Linked DNA regions of Homo sapiens: all the other regions are linked to region 1. A link is a contact called in ENCODE Hi-C or POLR2A ChIA-PET data. All regions are on one chromosome and are shown on one strand. The core of a region is the stretch at or near the end of the contact, and the rest is flanking DNA. Distances in the headings are between cores, read along the strand shown. Region 1 holds the start of LINC02090 (long intergenic non-protein coding RNA 2090). Region 2 overlaps TOM1L2 (target of myb1 like 2 membrane trafficking protein). Region 3 holds the start of NCOR1 (nuclear receptor corepressor 1). Region 4 holds the start of UBB (ubiquitin B). Region 5 holds the start of SNHG29 (small nucleolar RNA host gene 29).

Evidence for each region. Hi-C counts contacts between places; a loop is a spot of excess contacts on that map. ChIA-PET counts read pairs that join two places held with the same protein, here RNA polymerase II (POLR2A). Pooled maps may share reads with other maps.
Region 2: a loop to region 1 is called in a pooled map, with 4 times the contacts of the local background. The contact joins the enhancer-like site here to the promoter of LINC02090 in region 1. A Hi-C loop is called at or near these places in 3 of 37 single-sample maps with no recorded cell type and 3 of 50 pooled maps.
Region 3: a loop to region 1 is called in a map with no recorded cell type, with 5 times the contacts of the local background. The contact joins the promoter of NCOR1 here to the promoter of LINC02090 in region 1. A Hi-C loop is called at or near these places in 10 of 37 single-sample maps with no recorded cell type and 4 of 50 pooled maps.
Region 4: a loop to region 1 is called in a pooled map, with 6 times the contacts of the local background. The contact joins the promoter of UBB here to the promoter of LINC02090 in region 1. A Hi-C loop is called at or near these places in 6 of 37 single-sample maps with no recorded cell type and 5 of 50 pooled maps. POLR2A ChIA-PET finds 5 or more read pairs at or near these places in 1 of 52 experiments (GM12878).
Region 5: a loop to region 1 is called in a map with no recorded cell type, with 14 times the contacts of the local background. The contact joins the promoter of SNHG29 here to the promoter of LINC02090 in region 1. A Hi-C loop is called at or near these places in 6 of 37 single-sample maps with no recorded cell type and 3 of 50 pooled maps. POLR2A ChIA-PET finds 5 or more read pairs at or near these places in 2 of 52 experiments (activated B cell and activated T-cell).

The regions. Positions count from the first base shown.
Region 1 is chr17:16,986,930-16,989,852 of GRCh38, reverse strand. It overlaps LINC02090 (long intergenic non-protein coding RNA 2090), which reads right to left and starts at 1,524. Exons shown (of 3, transcript NR_146886.1): 1 at 1,330-1,524; 2 at 803-938. RefSeq lists enhancers at 1,182-1,401, 2,034-2,864.
Region 2 is chr17:17,957,081-17,960,003 of GRCh38, reverse strand. The region is part of intron 1 of TOM1L2 (target of myb1 like 2 membrane trafficking protein); the gene reads left to right. Among named protein-coding and RNA genes, the nearest start is that of TOM1L2, 14 kb to the left of the region's middle. RefSeq lists a silencer at 1,661-1,710. Within about 2 kb of position 1,428, at least 22 of the 41 ENCODE cell types and tissues checked have a DNase peak (open chromatin) inside an H3K27ac peak, as active enhancers do.
Region 3 is chr17:16,214,146-16,217,068 of GRCh38, reverse strand. It overlaps NCOR1 (nuclear receptor corepressor 1), which reads left to right and starts at 1,535. Exons shown (of 46, transcript NM_006311.4): 1 at 1,535-1,707. RefSeq lists enhancers at 1-83, 1,270-1,329, 907-1,822, 1,823-2,739 and a silencer at 1,600-2,069.
Region 4 is chr17:16,379,729-16,382,651 of GRCh38, reverse strand. It overlaps UBB (ubiquitin B), which reads right to left and starts at 1,561. Exons shown (of 2, transcript NM_018955.4): 1 at 1,468-1,561; 2 at 1-750. The coding sequence starts at 744. The coding sequence ends at 55. RefSeq lists an enhancer at 1,582-1,861.
Region 5 is chr17:16,437,488-16,440,410 of GRCh38, reverse strand. SNHG29 (small nucleolar RNA host gene 29) reads right to left here and starts at 1,424. Exons shown (of 4, transcript NR_045025.1): 1 at 1,351-1,424; 2 at 158-226. It overlaps SNORD49B (small nucleolar RNA, C/D box 49B), which reads right to left and starts at 902; the gene lies at 855-902. SNORD49A (small nucleolar RNA, C/D box 49A) reads right to left here and starts at 375; the gene lies at 305-375. RefSeq lists enhancers at 219-1,120, 1,426-1,755, 1,816-2,005, 1,121-2,020, 2,021-2,922.

The DNA of each region.
Region 1 (2,923 bases), core at 275-2,774:
TTCCTTTCCACTGAGAACGTGAGTTTCAGCGTGCACAGGAGTCTTGGTCTTGGCTGCCCAGTTAGTCACGTGGCCGCCCTAAACATCTGCTCCTCCTGTGCCAGGAGTGGAAGGAGCAGCTCAAAACCAAGCCCCATGCCACAGCAGGTGGGCCCACCTGAGATTAGCACCTCCCTTTCCACCAGGAGCCAAGAATACCCAGGTTGCTCATTTGAACCCATATGGTGAAGTTTCTCTCTCTCTCTTACTCTCTCGCTCTCGCTCTTGCTCTCTCTCTCTCTGTAATTTATTCTGTAATTTCGGTTTTCAAAAACAAAACCCTTCCATAGTACAAAGTTCTCAGACTGGGTGCTGTCTCCAGTGAGTTCCTTGTAAAACAAATACGTGTTGCTTGTGGTTGTACAAGTTGCACAGCTACGCCAGGAGGAAGTAGACAGCTGTGAACGAGCTGGGGCCACACCTGCTTTGTGGTGGGGCTGTCCCTTGCATCCTAGGATGGTTGGGAACATCCCTGGCCTCTACCCCCAGATGCCAGTAGCAATCCCTCCCACCCCCATCATTGAGACACCCCAGATGTCCCCAGCATGGCCACATGTCTCCTGACAGTGAAGGCAGAAGCACTTTGGTTGAGAACCGCTGGTGCAGAGCAGAAATGGCCTGATGAGAAGAGGGATGAGAGGCTGAGGTGCCTGCAGTCTCCCCTCTGTGTGTCTCCAATCCACTTTTGTGTTTTACATATGTAGGGAGGCATTATGAACAATGTCTAGTGCTATGTTGGGGTCCGTGTTTAAAATGTACTTACGTGCAGCTGTGCTCTGCCCTGCCTGTCCGCGCTCGTTGCTGTGTGGCTTGTGTCTTTGACCTGTTCTGTGATGCTCCATTACAAGAGCACATTGCATCACATTCATCCCTTTCCCGGTTACTATATCAGGCAGGACCTGGGCAGGAAACAGTGGTGCGGTCAACATGAAAAAGAGCTGAATGGACAGACTTTAGCAAAGCGTAGGCAGGGCTGACAAAAACAGTGCCACGTTGTCTTCCTGGGGTTCATGGTTTCAGATGCTGCTGCAGGGACTGTCTCTGCTCATGGCTCCTAGTGTCCATGTGCAGAAGCATCTCCAAAGGCCCTTGCAAGGGGACTCACTGGGGCCAGGTTATCCACAAACACCGTGATACTCAAAATCTAGTTTTACCCTAAGGAGGTAGGGGATGACTCTTTGGATCTAGAAGTGAAGGCACCTCCTAAGGGAATTTATCCTGAGTCACCTCCTCCTGGCAACTCACCCAAGGACTCCCCATGGGGCTTCCTCACACAGAGATATCCCCTACCATAGGAAAAAGACTCCTGGGTCCGGCCTCAGCTCCCTCTCGTTGGCTGTGCCTGTGTTTCTCACTCATCTGGCCAACCCACAGAAGTGGGTGGAGCCGGGTCTGTGCTGGGCTCTGGGGAGCATCTGACGAGTCACTGCAGAAGCAGCACTTTCTGCAGGAAGAACAGAAGTGTCTGCCTGTCTCTCACTTCCTTTTTGGGGCCTGGGAGGGTTGGCCTGTGAGTGGCCAGCTGCTATTTATGGGGCTCGACTGCTCTGTGTGAAACCCCAGTCTCTCTCGAGAGGGAAGAGTAGTGGGAAAGGGTGGTGCCAGGTGACATTGCCCCTGGTCTGGGGTACAATCAGCCCAGGTGCAGCGGTCACAACGTCAGAGTAGGGGGTGTAGCTCAGGGGTAGAGCATTTGACTGCACAACGTCAGAGTGAAACCCATCTAGGTCAGGATGGACGTGATGGGTTTCCTAACAAATCAACTCTGTGTTCCTTGTATTTGTAGACGCTCAGTGTATAGAGTGGGCTTTTAGTTGGGTGACCACATTCCAACCCCCCTGATTTGGACAGAAGGGGAAACTGAGGCCCACAGAGGCTAAGTGCCTAGTCTGAGGTCACATGCTGAGCTTGGGACATCAAGAGGACTAGAGTCCATAGTCTGGACTCTCATTCTAGTGCTCTGCCTTTTCATGGGGGTGGCAGGGTCACCCGTTTGGCGCAAAATTAAGCTGAGTTTCAAAGGCCACTGAGCATCTTCCCCAGCCCCAGCCATTCTCAGGGTCCTGGGAGGAGGACAACTGTCTCCTGTATTGTCTTGAACCCCTGGTGGATGGGCGGGGCAGGGGGTAGGAAGGGGCAGAGAAGGGGCTGTCCAGATGTGACACATCTGGAGTCTCCACATCTGCCCCAGGGGTGATGAACAGAGCTGCCCTCTCCCGCCTGTTCATGGTGGCCTTCGGTCATCTTTAGTTTTGTACCACCCGGGTTGCTTTTGGGTGTGCCTTGTGACCTGTTCTCGCTGGAATGAAATGGCCTGTGCATTCCTCCCTTCCTCCTCCTCCCTCTCCACCTCCCTCCCTCCCTCCTCCCCCATACGTGTACTGAGCCCATACTCTGTGCCCCTTGCCTTTGAGATGAATGGCCGGGGCTGTCCTAACTGAGGAGGCAAGATTTGGGCAAGCTTCCTGGGAGGCAAGCAGTCACCCAAGCACACATCTGGGCAGAGAGCATTCCAGGCAGCGGAACAGCACAGAGGGGAAGTTGTCAGCATTGGCCTGGTGTGAGCAGGGGAGAGTGGCAGAGGGCTCAGGGAGAGAAGGCCCAGGTTCAAGGCCCAGGGCCATTATAAAGATCCAGTGTTTAGTCAGAGCAGCTGGGGAGTGGCAGAGGTTCCTGGGCAGTGGAGGGCTCAGCTGTGGCTCAGGTGCTAACAGAGTACATGGCACCTGGGGGTGGGGGGGCCTCTGAGAAGGGGCTGGTAGGGGGTGGCTTGAAGCAGGCCTGAAGGTGGTAAGTGCTCAGATGATTTTGGTCATATTTTGAACGTAAAGCCAACAGTGTTTGCTAATGGATTGGTGGAAGGGAAGGAGACAGGGAGAGAAAG
Region 2 (2,923 bases), core at 179-2,678, 970 kb before region 1:
TTAGTAATGGAAGACCTGTGTATTTTACTTTCTCTTTGGATTTGCCTTAGAACTACAGTGATGGATGGAGGAAAAGACGGAATTTAAACACATGCTAAATTGTCTAACTGACCAACTTGCTTTTAAGACATCACCAGCTGCTCTTTTAATCATTAATGAAGCATAAGCCTTGTAGTCTGGGAGGCATGTCAAAAATTCTGTTTCGGGTTTTGGTTTAAAATTGAGTGTAATGGAGAGAGACTGATTCTTTCATCTCAGAGAATTGGGCTGTCTTTGAGAGCTGGGGACAAGAACTGGGTCCTGTAATAGGACACTGTGGAGTTTTTTTTGCTGCTCCTCAAAGGAGAAATCACACAGATTTCTGGCACGTCATTAGTCGAAATAGGAAATGAGGCCTGAGAAATGATGTTGCTTGGGGTTTGAAAGCTGAATTTGCTAGTGGCTTCCAGAGAGCGAGAGTCTCCTATGCTAACTGTGGAAATTCTTAAACCAGCAATTCAAAGAATCAGAAGACTCTAGTTGAAAGGGTCTTAGTGGTATTTGGTCCAACCCTCTAATTTTTGCAGGTTGTGGAAACAAGGCCAGAGAGGGTGTCTGTGATGTATGACATTTCTGACAGCAAATGTGCAGGGATTTTTTTGTTGTTTTTGTCTTTTTTCTGATATCAAATGGATGTCCTACAATTGAATTCAGTTTTGACACTAACTACCTGGAGCTGGTGCGGACCCCAGAGGTTAAGGGCTCAGTCCCACAAGACTGCCCCCACTTCACATGCCAGTCACAAGTTCCTGGTTACCATCTGTACTTCCCATGACCGGCTATAAATTGGGGATTCCCGTGATGCCTTCCCCATGTTTGATCATATGCTTGAATGGCTCACAAAATTCAGGACAACACTTTACTTACATTTTCGTGACAAAGGATATAACTCAGCAACAGCCAAATGGAAGAGATTCATCGGGCAAGGTGTGGGGAAGGGGCAGAGAACTTCTGTGCCAGCCTCCCAGCACCTTTATGTGTTCAACTTGGAAGTTCTTTGAACCCCATCGTTTAGGGGTATTAATGGAGGTTTCATTATGTGGGCATGAGTGATTAAATCTGGCCATTGGTGAATAACTCAACCTCTAGTCCCTCTCCCCTTTCCGGAGGTAAGGTGGGATGAGGGTACGGCTAAAAGTTCCAACACTGAAATGTACCTTGGTCTTTCTGGCTAGGGAGCCCCAATCTCATTAGCATACAAAAGACACTTATCTCTCAGGAGATTCCAGGGGTTTTGGGTGAGGTGTGCCAGGAACCTGGACAAAGACCAAATATATATTTCTTACTGTATCACAGTAGGAGACTTGCCAAGGTCCCACAGTGACTCAGTTTTATGACTCTTACATGTCTTCCTATTTAGCTCACAGCCTCTTGCCAGTCATTTAGATATTTGTATATGGGCAGGGAGGGTAAGCATGGGGTAGTAAGTCTGTCATTTTAATGGAGTGGAAATTTTCAACTCAGCCTCATGAAGGTAAATACATTTTATTGTTTGAAAGTTAGTCTCCTGTTTTTGACTGGGCTTGGTTGGGGGTACTATTTAGCTCTAGATTTGATGGTTTAAATGAAATTAGCTCATAAAATCACCAATGGTCTTCTGTTTTATCTACTTTTTCTGGCACTGGTCCAGACCAGAGAAACCAATCCCAGGCTAGGACTGGGAAAGTCTGGGACTGTTCACTGCTCTGCTGCTGATTTGCTGTGAGACTTTGGGTGGGGCACATCCTGTCAGTTACTCATTTGAAGAGCATGGTTTGTTCGTTCGTTTGTTTTGAAGAACAGAGGTTGAACAAGCTTTCCAAGTTCATTTCAGACCTAAAGCTTAAGGCCCAAATCAAAGTGGCTTTTAGTTTTTCTTTTCTTTTTTTTTTTTTTGAGACAGAGTCTTGCTCTGTTGCCCAGGCTGGAGTGCAGTGGCACAATCTCGACTTACTGCAAGCTCCACCTCCTGGGTTCACACCATTCTCCTGCCTCAGCCTGCTGAATAGCTAGGACTACAGGCGCCCACCACCACGCCCGGCTAATTTTTTGTATTTTTAGTAGAGACGGGGTTTCACCGTGTTAGCCAGGATGGTCTTGATCTCCGGACCTCATGATCCGCCCACCTCGGCCTGGGATTACAGTCGTGAGCCACCACGCCTGGCCTAGTTTTTCTTAAGACTTACAGCTTTCCATAAGAGACTGTACATACCTATGAATCATATGTGTGTGTACGTGTGTGTGTGTATAGCCTGTGATATGTAAGTATATACACACATGTAAATACATGCACACAGGTAAATATATACATATACATATTTTATATATATTTTATATAAATATGTTATACTTTATATATATTTTGTGTAAATGTATATATATTTGCCTTCTAATGATTTTCACTGAGGTAGTTTACTTGTAGTAAAATGCATACATTTTGTTATAATTTTGACACATGCTTACATGTTGTCACCTTACCCCATCAAGATACGCACTGTCAACCTCACCCCAGAAAGCTCCCTCAGGTCCCTTCCCAGTTAATCCTCTCCTCCAACACACTGCAGAGGGAACCACTGATCTTTTATCTCTTCTAGAAGTTCATGAGTGGAGTCATACAGTATATGCTCTTTTGTGTTGAATCCCAGTGATATTTTGAAGAAGAATCATATGCATTGTTTTCTCTACCTGCCATTTTGAAAGGCTGTATAAGGGAGTGGTGGCTCATGCCTGTAATCCCAGCACTTTGGGAGGCCAAGGCAGGAGGATTGCTTGAGGCCAAAAATTTGAGGCCAGCCTGGGCAACATAGCAAGACCCTGTTTCTACAAAAAATTTAAAAATTAGCTGGGTGTGGTAGTGCTACTCCCTGTAGTCCTAGCTACTTTGGAGGCTGAGGCAGGAGGATTG
Region 3 (2,923 bases), core at 286-2,785, 770 kb after region 1:
GTTTTAACACAGAAGTCTCCATGCCGTCCAGTTTCCTACCCTAGTCCTACCACACTGTACAATCGGTTTAAAAGGAAGCGTCTTATATATAAGCTCCCACTTATAGGAAGAGTTCCTTCCTCTTCATTTTCGAATTCATTTCTTAAAACTCGGGCCTTTCTCGTAATTATAGGGTTAGACAGCCCGTTATCCGTATGACAGTTTTCCAAAATAGCCAGTTACACCAACTTTGTTATTCCTTCTCACTTTTGGATGGCTTTCTTTACCTTTTTTTTTTTTTTTGAGAGGCTCTGTCGCCCAGGCTGGAGTGCAGTGGAGCGATCTCGGCTCACTGCAACCTCTGTCTCCCGGGTTCAAGCGACTCTTCTGCCTCAGCCTCCCGAGTAGCTGGGACTATAGGCGCGCGCCACCACGCCCAGCTAATTTTTGTATTTTTAGTAGAGAGGGGGTTTCACCATGTTAACTAGGCTGGTCTCGAACTCCTGACTTCGTGATCCGCTCGCCTCGGCCTCCCAAAGTGCTGGGATTACAGGCCTGAGCCACCGCGCCCGGCCCTTTCTTTTTTTTTTTTGAAACGGTCTGGCTCCGTCGCCCAGGCTGGAGTGCAGTGGCGCGACCTAGGTTCGCTGCTACCTCAGCCTCCCGCGTTCAAGCAATTCTCCCACTTCGGTCTCCCCAGTAGCTGGGATTACTGGCGCGCGCCACCACGCCCGCTTAATTTTTGTATTTTTAGTAGTGACGGGGTTTCTCCATGTTCGTCAGGCTGGTCTCGAACTCCTGACCTTAAGTGATGGCCCGCCTCGGCCTCCCTAAGTGCTGGGATTACAAGCGTGACCCACTGCGTCCGGTCGGGCCTGGCTTTTCTAAAGGAACGTATGCGTGCGGTTACGAGGAACCGTCGTTTCCCCAGCAGGGTGAGGCTGAGCGTGCACTTAACAGTCGCGAGGGCCACAGGCTCCTCTTGCAAGTAACTTAAGGTTAAGGAGCAACATCGTGGACAAATCGGCCTCGCCCAGCATTTCAGTGAGGGCTTGGTGCGAATTCCAGCCAGAGCCCTAGAAAGTATCTTGGGCAGGTCGAAATGCACCCCTCCAGCTCCCAGCCACGAGGGGACCGGCTTCCCTGTACGCAGCTCCGGCCAGAGGAGGCCGCCGCCGCCCCACCACGCCGCGGAGGGGTTTGCAGGGTCCCTTCCACGGCCTGGAGTTTTTCCTTTTCCCACGCCTGAGGAAGGCCTCGGGCGCGCGGAACAGACGGGCAGGCGGGGGGCGCACAAGCCCAGGGCACGATGGCAGCAGCGCTGGATCCGGCTGGGCGCTGCTCGGCCCCGTATCCGTCCGAGAGGACCGCCGCTGCCAGGCCTAGAGGAGACATGAAGAGACCGGGCGCAGCGCGACCCGGGAAGCTCCGCCGAGGTAGGAGAGGCGCCCGGCCAGCGGAGGGAGTTGGTCTCCCAACTCTCCGGAAGGAGGAGGAGCCGGCGCTGGAGCCGCCTTAGCCGCGGCTCCGCGGGCTGGGGGGAGGGAGAGGGGTTGAGTCAAGATGGCGGCCAAGGTGGCGAAGCAGCAGCCGCGGCGGCGGCGGCGGCTGGAGTGAGCGTCCGACTCGCCGCGCCGAACGAGGTCCCGGTGTAGGGCCGCGCGCCGTGGCCGCGTCCCACTCCTCAGGCCGGGGCGCACGTCGGCTCCCACGCTTAGCCAGCTCCCGGTGAGTAGGCCCTGGCGCCTGCAACCCCGGCCTCCGGGCTCCTGCTAGTCCGGGGGCTTCCGAGGGCTCCCGGGGCAGCAGCCGCTGGGACGGTTTCTCCGCCGGGCGGGGGGTGTCGCAGGCCTGGGCAGGTCGGGACCCGTCCTGGCCGCCTGGCCTCTTCCACTCGGCAGCCCAGGAGAGAGCCGGGCGCGGCGGGGAGCTCGGGCTGGGCTAGCGGAGGCTTATGGAGTTTGGAGGAAGAATGGGCTGTGGCCGGGCCGGGGCTGGCCCCGAGGTGTCCTGTGCGGAGGGGCGTGCGGAGCCTACAGGGCCTGCGAGGGAGAGCGGGCAGCCGGTGCCCCGGGTGGGGCCGGCGCAGGTGGCGGGCCTGGGCTCACTGAGGCGGAGTTGGTGGCCGACTTGGAAGTGTAGAAGGGGCTGCGGAGGTTGACAGCCATGGACAAGTGCGTGCAGAGTAAATTAGTTCACCTTTCTAACAGACCGCTTCAGGGTGTAATGGCGAAGGCTGGGTACTGGTGGAGATGGCAAAGATCCGAACACTATACCTTCTGCCGTTTATTGTTGGTGTTTTCTTAAGCGAAGTCCGTAAGTGCACCCCTTTTTGGGGAGAGAGGAATTTGAGAAACTGTAGTTGTGAAATCAGCCTTTATGGAGAGGAGACTGAATTCTTCAAATTAACTGGATCAGGAATAGTCATGTATTAAAGGAATGGATGGGAATAAGTGATATGGACGAAAACTATTTGCTCAGGAAGTGTCAGTTTTCTTTATGTGATGTTGCATGCTGCGGTGCCTCTTCCACAGAGTTAACCTTGGAGAGTAGTAGTATAGGTAATTCTAATCTTTGGGATTAGTATGTAAACCTGCATCAGATTTGCTTCTCTAATTATATCCTAATTATATTGAAATTTACATTCCTTGTGTGCACCCTGGTGAGGCAGTGATGGAAGGCTGAACATGGCACTGTGCAAGGAGCAACAGGCCCGGGATTTAAAAATGCCTACAAAGATTCATTCATTCGTTCAATATATCTTGATCAATAGCTGCTGATGCTGGGTCACATGTGATTGTCCTGTGGATAACTGAAGAGTTGATGGCATCGTTTAATTTTTAATAGCTTTTTAAAATGTTTTGATGTACCTTTTCATGAAGATATTTATTGGATGAACCAACTTGTACTTGCCCGGGCTCAGGAGCAGACCAATTTTAGAATG
Region 4 (2,923 bases), core at 312-2,811, 610 kb after region 1:
CTATAGTGCAGAGTAATGCCATCACTGGGCACTGCGAATGCCATGACTGAAGAATTAACAGCCACCCCTCAGGCGCAGGACCAGGTGCAGGGTCGACTCTTTCTGGATGTTGTAGTCAGAAAGAGTGCGGCCATCTTCCAGCTGCTTGCCTGCAAAGATGAGCCTCTGCTGGTCGGGGGGGATGCCTTCTTTATCTTGGATCTTGGCCTTCACATTTTCGATGGTGTCACTGGGCTCCACCTCCAGAGTGATGGTCTTGCCGGTCAGGGTCTTCACGAAGATCTGCATACCACCTCTCAGACGCAGGACCAGGTGCAGGGTCGACTCCTTCTGGATGTTGTAGTCAGAAAGAGTGCGGCCATCTTCCAGCTGCTTGCCTGCAAAGATGAGCCTCTGCTGGTCGGGAGGGATGCCTTCTTTATCCTGGATCTTGGCCTTCACATTTTCGATGGTGTCACTGGGCTCCACTTCCAGGGTGATGGTCTTGCCGGTCAGGGTCTTCACGAAGATCTGCATACCACCTCTCAGACGCAGGACCAGGTGCAGGGTCGACTCCTTCTGGATGTTGTAGTCAGAAAGAGTACGGCCATCTTCCAGCTGCTTGCCTGCAAAGATGAGCCTCTGCTGGTCGGGGGGAATGCCTTCCTTATCCTGGATCTTGGCCTTCACATTTTCGATGGTGTCACTGGGCTCCACCTCAAGGGTGATGGTCTTGCCGGTAAGGGTTTTCACGAAGATCTGCATTTTGACCTAGTTTAAAAGTAAAACATAAGCGTGTCACCTCAGGATCATTGTATTTCTTGCTTTTACACCTAATATTCTTCAAAATTAGCAACTATTCCTTCAAAATGCCTTAAATACGTTAATATTCCGCAAGCCTCCCCTCAATTTTACAAGGCTAAGTCACTTAATACGAAATTCGTCATTCAAGGTTTCAACGTCAACAGCGGAAAATCCAGAGCGCTCTCTTACCAAGCGTCCACAGCTTTCCCCACTAACTGTTCCGGATATTCAAACTCCCCCGACCGAACTCCAATCTGCCTCAAACCTAAGCACGGTGTTAGGCAAACTGAAAACAAAACCAAACCCACAAGACTCGCGAAATAAAAATCCCATTGAAACACAAGAAGGGGCACCTTTCTCACACTGGGATTCCAAAGTAAAGGCTTCCAGAAACCACACAAACTACCTCTTTTCCGCCTTCCCCGCGAAGTAAACTCGACAGAATCGCCGATCGGTTAGGCGTCCGTTAGTTTCCGTCAACGCGCGCGCGCGCCAACCGCCCTCGCCCCCCTCAGGTCAACAAGGCCCACTGTCCCGGAAAGGCCCAGCGCCGCGTCACCTCGCCCTCCCCTCCCCCACGCCCTCCCCTCAGCGGCCCACCCAACCCCAAGAAGCCTCCACCTTGACCTCACCCATTCCCCCCTCTCACACCCCCCCAAGGTCGTTACGGCTGCGGGCCAGTACCTGTTAGCGGATACCAGGATCCTGCCAATCACCAACCACGTCCACCCACAGGGACACAAACAAGCTCACCCAACAAAGCCAACCGCCCCTAAATGCTCCGGGCTGGCGGAGCGCAAATTTATGCAACGAGTGTTGCGTCACTTATCACCCCTCACGTAGACGCCGTCTCCGTGCGCCGCTGAAAGTAGTTCGCCGCGCCCAACCTCCCGAGAGGCAGTTTAGGCTTTTCAACTGAGCCCCAAATTCCTCATAGCCGTAAGAAAGGCTCCTAAAAAATTATTTCCCTTCTCCTCTATGCGCTTCTCTTCCTTCTTTAGGAAAATATAAGAAAATTATCAGGCGGATGAATTTGAGTTGAAGAAACCTTCCTCGAAAGCTCTGGAAACTTCCTTGCAGCGCCGGCACTGATTGGTTAGGCCTGCGAAGGCGAGGTCGGCGCTGATTGGTGGGGGACGCGGTGGCTCTGTTGTTGCTGGGCTCCACCTGGGGTGGCTTAGCGCCGAGGTTGCTAAGTAACTGAGCGCGCGTGCGCCGCACAGGCGCGCCGTCCTGAAAGAGGGTATTTCCGGCGGGAGAAGGAGGGGGGGTCTTTCCTTTTTTTTCTTGAGACGGAGTTTCGCTCTTGTTTCCCAGGCTGGAGTGCAATGGCGCGATCTCGGCTCATCGCAACCTCCGCCTCCCGGGTTCAAGCGATTCTCCTGCCTCAGCCTCCCAAGTAGCTGGGATTACAGGCATGCGCCACCACGTCCGGCTAATTTTTTGTATTTTTAGTAGAGACGGGGGTTTCACCATGTTTGTCAGGCTGGTCTCGAACTCCTGACCTCAGGTAATCCACCCGCCTCGGCCTGCCAAAGTGGGCCGCCGCGCCTCAGAAGCGGGACGGCGTGGCACCCGATATCGAGACACCTGATGGTGATTGTGAAGCACAATTCCCTCTCCCATGTTTTAAAAACGCGCGCCCCTGGCCGGGCGCGGAGGCTCACGCCTGTAATCCCAGCACTTTGGGAGGCCGAGGCGGGTGGATCATGAGGTCAGGGGTTCAAGACCAGCCTGGCCAAGGTGGTGAAACCCCGTCTCTACTAAAAATACAAAAAAATTAGCCGGGCGTGGTGGCGGGCGCCTGTAATCCCAGCTACTTGGGAGGCTGAGGCAGATAATTGCTTGAACCTAGGAGGCAGAGATTGCAGTGGGCCGAGAATGTGCCACTGCATTCCAGTCTGGCGACAGAGTGAGACTCTGTCTCAACAAACAGACAAACAAAAAACACGAGCCCCTCATACACTGGCCAGTTGTTTTTGCTTTTTTGTGACAAAGTCTGGCTGTGTCCCCAGGCTGGTGTGCAGTGGTGTGATCACCGTTCACTGCAGCCTTGACCTCCAGGGCTCAAGTTATCCTGCCACCTCAGCCTCCCAAGTGGCTGGGACCGTGGACCACGCCTGGCTTTTTAATTTTGTAT
Region 5 (2,923 bases), core at 175-2,674, 550 kb after region 1:
ATCCACCCTGGCTCCACTGCCACCGGAAACTAAAATCAGTATCTCTGGGATAGGCTACACTGTTACAAGGTATTAGGTTAACCAAATCCAATTGCCAATATTCGACCTGACAGCTAGGCGTGGTCAGCCACTAGCCTCCCCATAGAGCAAGGCTTACCTCATGGCAGGCTCCTGGCTCCAATACTCAGCTGCCAAACATGATGCTGATTCTTCACGAATTTGCAACCTAGGTGAATATAGCAATTAGGTCACCGTTCAAACAAGTTTACTCCTGGGAACCAGCAAGTGGTGAAGACTTGACTGCAATCAGACAGGAGTAGTCTTCGTCAGTTATCGCTTCTGACGGCACTTCCTATTAGTGATTTCATCAGAGCAGTCAAGCACCTCACAACCCTCCAGTACTGTTCCAACCGCAGATCTAGACCCTACCTGAAACTTAAGCTAACCCTGCTACTGGAGACATTTCTTAACGAAGGAGTTTGTTTCTGCATTATCAGTTTGCTTTAAATGCAGTTCTAGGTTAGGACTGTGGCTGAAGCAGCCATCTCCAGTTTCTATTTAAGTTCCACCCTATGCAATGACATGATAACGTTACCCTAAAGTGTATAAAACACCTAAACGTAGAAAACTGTCAAAACGCCAATTTCCGTGCATTCAAGTGACAAAACTACGTTCCATGTTAAACCCTACACCAGAGAGCCTCTCACCTCGTGGCTACCCCGTCTTCAGCACTCTGCAGTGGGTACGCAATCTTAAAGAGGGAGTAAGGACAGGAATTCAGGGCAGGGCTCTGGCAGTTACGGTCAACTAAGTTGTAGAGGTTTCAGCGACTGCGGTCAGATAGACATTAGACGTCGTCAGTTATCGCTTCTGACGGCACTTCCTATTACAAGTATCATCAGGACAGTCGAATAAGTCTTCCAGTAATACTGTTACAATCTTACCGACGTACACCGCCCTCGGGGTACCCCAAACTGCAAGCCGACCCCAACTTACCCAGTTCTCTCGGGTTTGCACACCCCCACTGTGGGCCGGGGAACCGGGTCCCGGCCTTCGCAGACTCCAGGCTCTGGCAGATGTGGCCCTACCACAAAAGAGTGATCCATGAGCCTCAGCCACGGCAGCCGGATTCGGCCCCGCGCTGCCCTGCCAGGCTGTCCAATACCGGGCCGCAGCGCCCGCCGCGAAAGCCACGCGGGCGCAGGAGCCGGGGAGCCACGCCATCTCAACAGCTGCCCTCCGCCCTCTAGACAGGCTTCCCGGGAACATCTCCCCAGAGACCACAGAAGCTCGAGCTCTTTATTTGCTCTTGCCCCCCAGCTACTACTCCCAGATTCCTAGAGAGCCTACCTCCATAACAACGGGAATGAAAAGGTCACACCTTATGTGCGCCAGGCCCTTAAGGAGTCGGAATATCCCAATCCTCACAAAAGGAGGGGGACGCTGGCAAAGACTCATGGGAACTTTCCGCCAAGTAACGATTTAGACCGGCGCGCTACCCAGGACTCCCCCTCCTGTTGAGTCTATGGTCTCTTCCACAGCCCCGGGAATTCTGGGTCACAACACGCGCGGGGAGTTCCAGGGCGCCTGCGCGAGGGCTGGATCGCGCGTTTGGGCCCCACCTCCGCCACTCCTTAGCTGGGTGGTCTTGGGCCAATTACTCATTCTCTTTAAGCTTCCGATTGGTCCTCTAGTAAACGGAGACACCAGCGCCCCAGAAGATCACGTGAGATGACACACGTGAAAGCCTGTAGAGCTGTGGCACAAGGCAGCCATTCATCCTAGTAGCTCCTCCTGAATCTATTGAGCGTTGCCAAATACTCTCCCCACAGCTATTTCACCACATCCACGGGGCTTCTCAAACCCCTGCGCACTGGTCACCCTCATTACTCCTTTAGCACGACCTTTAGGGAACGAGCTGACGTCTTATCTAGATCCACGTCCATCCTCTGCTCGCCTCTGGGGTAAAGCTCTGCCCACCTCCTTTCCTCTCCTCATTCCTTGGGGCCTCCTCCACCTATGCCCCTGCCTCACCTTCCATGGAAAACTCTCTCTACTGTGGCTTTCCTTTCAGCCTATGAACATGCTCAGCTCTCTCCTTGAAAAAGAATCCATGCAACCACGTTTTGCACACACACGTTATACCAAGGGAAAGAAATTCATTTTGACTGCAAAAAACTGGGAAGACAATCATAAGACCTTTTGAGCTGGCCTCAGAAATAAGTGTAGGGTTTTTGTTGTTGTTGTTGTTGTTGCTCGTTTTTGTGTTTTTTTGAGACGGAATTTCGCTCCTGTTGCCCAGGCTGGACTGCAATGGCGCGATCTCCGCTCACCGCAACCTCTGCCTCCCGGGTTCAAGCGATTCTTCTGCCTCAGCCTCCCGAGTAGCTGGGATTACAGGCATGCGCCACCACGCCCGGCTAATTTTGTATTTTTAGTAGAGACGGGGTTTCTCCATGTTGGTCAGGCTGGTTTCGAACTCCTGAACTCAGGTGATCCGCCCGCCTGGGCCTCCCAGAGTGCTGGGATTACAGGCGCCCGGCAAGTGTAGGGTTTTATTTTATTATTATACTTTAAGTTCTAGGGTACATGTGCACAACGTGCAGGTTTGTTACATATGTATACATGTGCCATGTTGGTATGCTGCACCCATTAACTCATCATTTACATTAGGTATATCTCCTAATGCTATCCCTCCCCCCACCCCCAAGTGTAGGGTTTTAATGGAGGAGGGGGGCTTCCAGCAAGAGCCAGGTCAAGGGATCAAGCACGAGGTCTCTCGGCCTGCATGAATTTGGGGAGAGTGCTAAGGAGGGAGGGGCAACAGAGGTGGAGGGGAGGAGGTGTCTGGAACTGCTTGGGCAAAACCGTGGGGGTCTCGGGATGTCAGCTAGGGCATTCTGTGGGTACTGGGGAGCCTCTC